3 separate regions of the Homo sapiens genome follow, and all the other regions are linked to region 1. The links are chromatin contacts, found by Hi-C or POLR2A ChIA-PET in ENCODE. All regions are on one chromosome and are shown on one strand. Each heading gives the region's core, a stretch centred on a gene start or an enhancer-like site at or near the end of the contact. The rest is flanking DNA. Distances are from core to core; before and after follow the strand shown. Region 1 overlaps TTLL11 (tubulin tyrosine ligase like 11). Region 2 overlaps DAB2IP (DAB2 interacting protein). Region 3 overlaps DAB2IP (DAB2 interacting protein).

Region 1 (3,124 bases), core at 503-3,002:
ATCTAGAACCAGAAATACCATTTGGCCCAGCAATCCCATTACTGGGTATATACCCAAAGGATTGTAAATCTTTCTACTATAAAGACACATGCACACGTATGTTTATTGCAGCACTAGTCACAATAGCAAAGACTTGGAACCAAAGCAAATGCCCATCAATGATAGACTGGATAAAGAAAATGTGGCCGGCCAGCCGCCCCATCCGGGAGGGAGGTGGGGGGGTCAGCCCCCCGCCCGGTCAGCCGCCCCGTCCGGGAGGGAGGTGGGGGGGTCAGCCCCCCGCCCGGCCAGCCGCCCCGTCCGGGAGGGAGGTGGGGGGGTCAGCCCCCCGCCCGGCCAGCCGCCCCGTCCGGGAGGGAGGTAGGGGGGTCAGCCCCCCGCCCGGCCAGCCGCCCCGTCCCGGAGGGAGGTGGGGGGGTCAGCCCCCCGCCCGGCCAGCCGCCCCGTCCGGGAGGGAGGTGGGGGGGGGGTCAGCCCCCCTGCCCGGCCAGCCGCCCCGTCCAGGAGATGAGGGGCGCCTCTGCCCGGCCGCCCCTACTGGGAAGTGAGGAGCCCCTCTGCCCGGCCAGCCGCCCCGTCCGGGAGGGAGGTGGGGGGGTCAGCCCCCCGCCCGGCCAGCCGCCCCGTCCGGGAGGGAGGTGGGGGGGGTCAGCCCCCCCGCCCGGCCAGCCGCCCCGTCCGGGAGGTGAGGGGCGCCTCTGCCCGGCCGCCCCTACTGGGAAGTGAGGAGCCCCTCTGCCCGGCCACCACCCCGTCTGGGAGGTGTGCCCAACAGCTCATTGAGAACGGGCCAGGATGACAATGGCGGCTTTGTGGAATAGAAAGGTGGGAAAGGTGGGGAAAAGATTGAGAAATCGGATGGTTGCCGTGTCTGTGTAGAAAGAAGTAGACATGGGAGACTTTTCATTTTGTTCTGCACTAAGAAAAATTCCTCTGCCTTGGGAAAAAAAAAAAAAAAGAAAATGTGGCATATATACACCATGGAATACTATGCAGCCATAAAAAAGAATGAGTTCATGTCCTTTGCAGGGACCTGAATGAAGCTGGAAACCGTCATTCTTAGCAAACTAACACAAAAACAGAAAACCAAACACTGCACGTTCCTACTCATAAGTGGGAGTTGAACAATGAGAACACATGAGCACAGGGAGGGGAACATCACACACTGGGGCCTGTCGGTGGGTGGGGACTAGGGGAGGGATAGCATTAGGAGAAATACCTAATGTAGATGACATGTTGATGGGTGCAGCAAATCACCATGGCACGTGTATACCTATGTAACAAACCTATATGTTCTGCACATGTATCCCAGAACTTAAAGTATGAAAAAGAAAAAAAAAAAAAAAGAATGCTGATGTGTCAAAGTCATCCTAAGAAAACTGTACTGCCATGCCATACTGGCATAAAAGGCTACCCAAATCTCCTTACAGTACCATACGATTTCTCAGAACCTAATATCTGCTGCTGAGACCAATAACTATTAGAGAATAGATTTTTGAGGAATGAGTTTTATTGCAGTAATTCTGACCAAATAGCAATTAATCCATTGCTTTTCCCTTGGGATGGCTAAAGAAGGCAGCTGCAGACACATACGTACTGGTGAACACATTATTTGGCTGCCATCGGGTCTGAGCTGCTCAGAGGACAGCTTTGAAGCACTGATCGGTGGAAGAAGCCACACCTGGTGGGATTGGCCCATGCAAACTACAGGTAAACATTCTCAGCCGAGTCTTGCCAACAATGGCAATCTGTGCCTCACACAGTCAAGAACACTCTTGACAAGAACTCAGCCGGGCCGGCGCCATCCAGCCTGACTCAGACTATGACCAATACTTCTTCAGGGTAATATTTCCTGCAGGGCAGTGGCACTCAGCCTTGGCTGCACAGCAGAATCACCTAGGGAACCTAGAAACTTTCTGTGGCCAGGCCTTCCACCCAGGCCAATTAAAATCAGCACCTCTAGAAGTGGAAACTCTAGTATTGGTTTTCTGAAAGCTGCCCAGAGGGTTCTAACGTGCAGCCAAGCGTAAGAAGCACTACCATAGGGTGATATTTGGGCTTGAGCCCAGGTGGTGAGAAGCCTTGGTAGAGGAACCTGCAAACCACCACTTGCTTGGGGAAGTCTGCATTCCTCCCAGTCTTGAACAATTACTGACAAGTGCTTTATTTGTCTGCGCTCATTAGGGTCAATCTGATTCGTCTAGGGATATGAGAAGTGCTATTTGAGATGCCTTTGATTTTTCTTCCTGAAACATTGACACAATGATATGTACTCAACACCTACTTTGTGAGAGCCTGGAATTTGGTAAAAACAAAACAACATACTCAAGTGAAATATTCATTTCTGGGGTGATTTCATGGAGGGAGGGCGAAGCACATATATCCACCAACAGCGCAATGTAATGTACCACTGAGTGGGTGGGGACGAAGCAGAATTACAAGTGTTGTAAATATCATAGAACTGTCATTAAATTGGCCCTGCCAATTTTGAAACTAAAAGTTTATACTGCAAGAGTGTAAACATGAAGAAAATAAAAAGGAAGCAACTCTTACCATGTCCTAGTTACCTATGGCCCTCTTCTCCTGCATTTTATTGTACTTTTCCTGTGCTTGAGGATTTCAAAGAGAAGCACTATGTGTGCAATGGTGGGCAAGTGGGAGGCCTGGCCTTGAGGGAGACAGCTTCTTAGAAGAGATATTCCGTATGGAATTCTGGGTTGAAAATTCTTTTCTTTAAGAATGTTGAATATGGACACAGGAAGGGGAACATCACACACTGGGGCCTGTTGTGGGGTCAGGGGAGGGGGGAAGGACAGCATTAGGAGATATACCTAATGTTAAATGACGAGTTAATGGGTGCAGCACACCAACATGGCACATGTATACATATGTAACAAACCTGCACGTTGTGCACATGTACCCTAAAACTTAAAGTATAATAATAATAAAAAAAAGGAAGAGACATTCCAGATTTGATAACACTCAGAAATTCATCAACGGAAGCCTATTTGTCAGATTACTCCGGATTTGAGTCACTGATTGCTTGGGGGCTGATATTTATAAAACAAAGATATTTTATTAGAATTGTTTAAGATGTAAATCTCACTCACAATGGTAACAGGTT
Region 2 (2,853 bases), core at 261-2,760, 260 kb before region 1:
TGCAGCTGCAGATTGTTAGCAGGTGAAGGATGTGTGAGCCTCAACAATTACTGTTTCTGGCTTGGGAGGAGATTGATTAATAGATTGTTCCCAGCCCCACCCCCTCTGCTTCTTACTCCCGTTTGTGCTTTCTTTCCCTCTTTCCAACTTCACCACATTTCGTCAGGAAACTAAGTGGCTATGACTAAATCCCTACTCTTGTACTAGAAACCCAGGGCAGAGGAGGACCTGTATGAGGAGGAATTGCCTAGGACACCTGATAAAATGCAGATTCTTGGACTCCACCCCAGACCTTCTGAATTATACCCTCTGGGTGGGGTGGTCTTGCTTCCCCAAAGTTTGCTCCTTTTGCAGAGGGGCAGGCATTGTGCCCCAGCTGTGTGCTAGTGACTTGCCTAAGCACTTCCTGTGCTGTATTCTTACTGATTTCTCATAGCAAGAGGGCTTTTTGTTTCCCATTTCACAGGTGTAGAAACTGAAACCCGATGTGTGAGTGGCCCAAAGTCACACACTGGAGGAAACCCAGTAACCAGGCAAGTCCATTCCCTGGTTGATGTCAAGATCCCACCAGTAGCATGTCATGTCCTTTCTCATTAAGGCTGTGATGCCTTTTGAAATAAACCCTCTCCCTCCTCAGAGAAGTAGCAGTAGCCCCCTTCTGTGCTTGCACTAGGCTCCCATTGTGAAAAGCTCCTGCACACCAGTGCCCTGGGTCTCCTGAGGGTGCTTGGAACAGTCAGGGCATTCATGACTGATCTGCATTTTGCAGCTGTGGTGGGTGACGCTCAGAGAGGTGAAGGGGCAGAGGCAAGGGGAGCTGGAACTTGTCTCCTAACTCCAGGTCCAGTGCTCAGCCCACCTGTGCCACCAAGGCCTGCTCTTCTCACTGACTTCCTGGTTGCAGGTGGGGAAACTGAGGTTCAGGGAAGTGTACCCATTTACTTAGGATTGAGCGAGCAGCAGTAATGCAATTCAAGGTCCGCCAAGTCAAATTCCACAGGACAGGACTAGTCAGCATTTTAGGAGTGGATCTTGTACCCTTGGCTCCCGCCTGAGAATGGAAGTCTTCCAGACCCCTTGGAAGGTCTCGGCTCAGGGAAGAGAATGACTGTCTTTGGAGAGACTAGGCCAGGTGGGGTGGGCTGCACTCCCAACTAAGGAGGCCAGGCACCTGCTAGGGTAGTGGGAGGTGATGGGGGATCTGCGCCTGTGAGGTGGGCAGCTGGAATCTGAACCTAGGGCTGCCTTACTCTAAAACCCCGTCCCCCACACCGCCAGTTGCCATGGAGGTTAATAGCAGGCGTTCCTGAGTCAGTCTCCCAGAGCTGGTCCAAGGCCCAGCTCCACCAACTGCTTCCCTCTGAGCTTGAGATTCTCTATTTCAGTAAAGCAAAAACAAAAACAGAAACTAGTGTCTCGGGGCCCAGGATTCCTGGCACAGGGCTGGCCCAGTCTTTCCTGGGCTTTGGTTTACTGCATTCAGGTCATGAAGCCCCTGGAGCTGCTGGAGAATGGAGCCATCGTAGCGGGGCGGGGGACGGAGATGCCTTTCATCCTGCTCTGTTCATGGCAAGCTGCTTCTGATGCTGTGATAGCCCCACCCACTGCCCCACCCACTGCCCGTGAGTGGCCACTCAGGATGGGCCAGGCTCTGTGCCTGGTGCTTTCTCGTGCATTTGCTCAGCTCATTCTTACTATAGCCCTTTGAAGGATACGTGCTATTACTGTCCCCATTTTACAGAGAAGAAAATTGAGTCACAGAGAGACTGAGCAGCTTGTTGAAGTCCTACAGCTCATAAGTGGCAGAGCTGGGTTTCAAACCCAGGCGGTTGGCTTTATTATGTAAGGCCCCCTGTCAAGCACCGTTCTACATAGCCTGTGCTCATGTGCTCTGTTTCACATTACATGTTCTGTCAGTGATCACACTGATAAACCACCTGGTCACTTAAGAAGCACCCGTGTGGCAGGCATTATGCATGGTATGTGCATCATCTCTGATTTTCTTGACTACCCTCATTTTATCCTTCCCCCATTTTACAGGTGAGGAAACTGGCCTTAGAGTATAAAATCACATAGCCAGGATTAGCCTCAGGTTACCTTTAGAATCTAGATCTCTTTGTATCCACAGCCAGGGCCCTCTCTAGTATATTAGCTGACATGGCTGGGCACATCCTATGCGCCAGGCCCTGCTCTCTACACTTCACTGAGCTGAACTCACTTCACCCTCACAGCAGCCCGTGAGATATATACTGTTGCAGTCCCTGGTTCACAGCCAAGGAAGCGTGAGTTGCATGGCCAGAAATGGCAGAGCTGGGATTAAACCCAAGCCGTCTGGCTCCCACATCAGTGTTTTTAACCACCCCACAGTACTGCCCTCTCCCTATCTTACAGGTGAGGAATTTGAGGTTCCAAGAGGTAAAAGTCACTTGCCCTGAGTCGGACAGCAGGTGAGTGGCATAGACAGGATTTGCATCCAGGTCTTTCTAGAATGTTTTTCTGTCTCCCAGGTGAGAGAATGTGGCTGCTGCCAGGCGGTTTGGAAGTATGTCCCAAGGGCACCCGGGGCTCTGCTGGGGGCTGCTGTGGGTGCCCAAGTCCTGAGGTGGTAGGGGTGGCAGTGGAGGCAGGCCTTAAGAAAGAGTCATCAGGATGTGAGGGCAGGCTCGGCTCAGTGACTGCCCCTCCTATTTGCAACTTATCACTTATTCTCAAGCGTCTTTTTCTGTGGCTCCCCCAGGGTTCTGGGCTCCCACACCTCTTTTCACCTGGGCAGAGCTGATGAGCTGTGGCTGCGTTTGGATCTGTTGACTTATAATGCTGGGTGAGGTGGGGCAGGTACAAGAAGGGGTCGTG
Region 3 (3,189 bases), core at 174-2,673, 290 kb before region 1:
GCTCTCGTCTGCGAGCCTTGCTGCGGTGTGAACGAACTTACTTTCTTCTCTCCTTTTGCCTTTCTTTATTCTTTCTTTCGATAAATTTGCCATCATCACCAACTATGTGTCAGGGCCTATGCCAGTCATTGAGGATACAAAGAGGATGAAAACGTAGTTGCTACCTGCAGAAATACAGAAGGGCCAGCCGGGGCTTGGTGAAGTAATTTCCAGGCAGGTGAAGGGGAAAGGACATTCCAGGCAAAGGCCAGGACATGGGAAACAGCATGAGCAAATGACAGCAGGAACTGAGCGCAGTTTGGGGGCTGAAATGTGAGGAAGTGGCTGGAATGGAAGCGACAAGAGATCCACGGCAGTGAACAGAGCAGATGGGATCTAAGGCCATATTAACAGGAGTATGAGGTCCTCAGCAAGGGAGGTGAGGTGGGCCAGAGTAGGCCAGAGCAGACATGGAGTGCAGCATACTTGACCAGGCTAGGAGAGTCTGGAGCTCCTTCAGTGGGCAGAGACCAAGACTGGGTGGGGATCCAGCATGGGGTTGGGGGGACAAGCAAATTGCTTTTCTCAAGCAGGTTCTCAGGAGCCTGTTCCAACCCCCCCAACATCTGTGCTCAGAATGCCCTTGGGCAGGGGTAGGGGGAAGAGCCCACTTCAAGGATCCCTGGAATCTTCTGCCTCATCCTGGCAAGTGGCAGCTGGCTTGGGCAGTGTGAGTGAGGAGGATGGAAGTGAAGGGAACAAGCCAGCCTCTGTACCCCCTCCTCTTCCTGCCCTGGGGACTTCCAAATACATCAGAAGGCCATCCCTGTAAATTCCATTTCCCCAGCCCTGCACTTAAGCCTGTTGGGCAGCATGGAATCAGATGAACTGGTTCCCGTTAAGGTGTAAAGGCCACCACCCCAGTCCCTGCCAGGTTCAGTAACTGGCGAGTGGAATGCTCTCTGTGGGGGCCTTTCTTCCTCTCTTCACACCCACTCAGGGTCTTGGGGTACAGTGCTGGCCTCTCCCAGGGATAGTCCCCCCAACCCAGGGATGAAGCAGGATTAGAATCTTGGCCACTGCTCCCTTCTGTAGGATGGCTCAGGCAAGTTGCCCCACTCTCTTTCCCTGTCTGTAAATGGGCAGGAACCCCTCCCCACAGAGTGGCTGTGAGGGCTCAGTGCCTGGCACAAGGCAGCATTCCCCACACCTGTTCCCTTTGCTTGTGTGAGGGGTGCACCTCCACCCCACATTTCCTCCAGAGCCCCAGGTAACTGGGCAGACCCCTCCCACTTCCATACCCTTCCGTCACGGCCCCAAAGCAACATCACCCCTGACTGAACTTCTAGGGCTCAGCCCTGGCAGTAGAAGGTGGAGAGGGGCTGGAGGGGTTCCTAGGGGACCAGAGACCAAGTTCTTAGGTGGTGAGTTCAGATGGAGATGGAGGTGTCTGCGCAGGGTGGTTTCCTGCCAGTTGGGGGCAGCAGAGGGTAGCAAGTGGACTTCTGGGTGGCTCCTCCCAGTGAGTGTTGAAGTCCCAGGGGTTTGTGTGTCAGGGGCCACAGGGAGCTGGCCCAACAAGGTGTTAGCTGGCTAAACAAGGTGTAGAACATACTGCTGGGGGCTGGGAGCAGCTCAGATCCGGGAGCACCTGTCAATGGCTGGGCCTGGCATGACTGGCTGTGCCAGCTGGGCCTAGGTTGACCAGAAAGCCAGGGGTTCTGAAAGGGGACCCTGGTCAGGGACACTGGATGGAACAAGGTCTGGGGCTGGGACAGCTGTCCACCAAGAGAAAGGGCACAGGGTGAGGTGGACCAGCATGTGATCTGTCAGGCAGGGCTGCTGCACTGTGGTCACCAGGCTGGGGCCAACAGACACTCAGTCACTGCCACCCTTTGATGGGTTATAGGCACCTGTTCCACCTACCACTGCTTTGAGAGGGGGTAAGGCGGGCATTGTGGGAGAGGCAGGGTGGTGGTCAGAGCTTGCACTCCAAGTCCCACTGGCCTGGGTTCGAATCCCAGCTCTACCACCTCTGCTGTCTGTACGATGGGGGATTTTGAATCCTGTTCTGCATAGTACTCTGAGTCAGGCCCTGTGCTGAGCACTTTCTAAGTATTGTCTCATTTAATCCTTACAACTCGAGGCTCAGATAACACAAATCTCACTCATAGAAGGTGACAAAATCAAGGCAGATGGGGAGTGAAGAGATAGCTGAGGGTGGCTCCTCTCATGGGCCTGGATCTTGAAGTTCTCACAGCGCCTGGACCATAGCATGCAGCCCAGTCTTTGCTAGTCAGTGCTGTTTTTCTCTTCATCTTACGGACGAGGATGTTGAGGCCCAGAGAGGGGAGGTGCATTGTCCTGGGCCACACGGCTTGCAGGGACAGAGCTGAGATTTGGACCCAGGCCTCCCCATCTCTCTGCCTTATCTTGTCCTGCCCCTACTTTGAGCAGGCCTGGCCCTAGGGGTCAGACACCCCTGGGATAGGAGAGAACTGCTCTCCTCTTGTCATCCTGCCCTGTGGCCCTGCAGGTCCTCCCCTTTCCTGGGAGGTGGGGGAGCCTGCATGTCAGGGGCAAGGCTCAGACGCCTTCATTTTCCCACCTCCTCATGCTACAAAAATGAAACGATCAAGTGGTATTTTGGTGGGATTACAGACATAATTATATCTGAGTTGTCAAGCGGCAATTGTTGTTTCCAAAGCCAGGAGGCCCTCTGTGGAGGTGGCAGCAGTGACATCTGTTTCTAACACAAGGCTCTGCATCGGGATGAGTAACTTCTCCTGTGGAATTGCTTAAAGAACGTCTAAAACGAGCTGAGCTTGTTACTCCCCTGCTCCAGCACCTTAGATGGCTCCCAGCAGGGTGGGGGATCCAGCTCCCCGGCCTGGCATTCAAGCCCCCCAGGCTGTCCCAGCTTCCACGCCTTTGTGTGGGCGGATCCTTCTACCCACAATTCCTCCCCATCTCTCTCTGTCTCCAGAGCTCACTAGTGCCATCCAGGGCTCTGTCCAGGTTGCAGAACACCCCATCTGTACACGCTCCCTCACGGACTCTGTGACTTCATGATCCATCACTTCTGTCTCTCCCACCAGACGGTGGTCACCTTCTCAAGGACAGGGACTGTTTCTGATTTGTCTGAACTCCCAGCACTGGGGCAAGGACTCACCTGTGGCAGGCTCATGAGGGGCTTGCGGAATGAAGGTG

What was found. Hi-C counts contacts between places; a loop is a spot of excess contacts on that map. ChIA-PET counts read pairs that join two places held with the same protein, here RNA polymerase II (POLR2A). Pooled maps may share reads with other maps.
Region 2: a loop to region 1 is called in a pooled map, with 2.3 times the contacts of the local background. The contact joins two enhancer-like sites. A Hi-C loop is called at or near these places in 2 of 168 maps with a recorded cell type or tissue (heart right ventricle and right lobe of liver) and 4 of 50 pooled maps. POLR2A ChIA-PET finds 5 or more read pairs at or near these places in 2 of 52 experiments (AG04450 and activated T-cell).
Region 3: a pooled map shows a loop between it and region 1 (2.6-fold over the local background). The contact joins two enhancer-like sites. A Hi-C loop is called at or near these places in 9 of 168 maps with a recorded cell type or tissue (HL-60/S4, aorta, heart right ventricle and 6 more) and 4 of 50 pooled maps. POLR2A ChIA-PET finds 5 or more read pairs at or near these places in 3 of 52 experiments (AG04450, B cell and activated T-cell).

Annotation. Positions count from the first base shown.
Region 1 is chr9:121,970,804-121,973,927 of GRCh38, forward strand. All of the region lies in intron 6 of TTLL11 (tubulin tyrosine ligase like 11), which reads right to left. Among named protein-coding and RNA genes, the nearest start is that of TTLL11, 120 kb to the right of the region's middle. Within about 2 kb of position 1,753, at least 11 of the 41 ENCODE cell types and tissues checked have a DNase peak (open chromatin) inside an H3K27ac peak, as active enhancers do.
Region 2 is chr9:121,707,766-121,710,618 of GRCh38, forward strand. All of the region lies in intron 3 of DAB2IP (DAB2 interacting protein), which reads left to right. Among named protein-coding and RNA genes, the nearest start is that of DAB2IP, 58 kb to the left of the region's middle. Within about 2 kb of position 1,511, at least 6 of the 41 ENCODE cell types and tissues checked have a DNase peak (open chromatin) inside an H3K27ac peak, as active enhancers do.
Region 3 is chr9:121,685,593-121,688,781 of GRCh38, forward strand. The region is part of intron 2 of DAB2IP (DAB2 interacting protein); the gene reads left to right. Among named protein-coding and RNA genes, the nearest start is that of DAB2IP, 36 kb to the left of the region's middle. RefSeq lists an enhancer at 1,575-1,724. Within about 2 kb of position 1,424, at least 6 of the 41 ENCODE cell types and tissues checked have a DNase peak (open chromatin) inside an H3K27ac peak, as active enhancers do.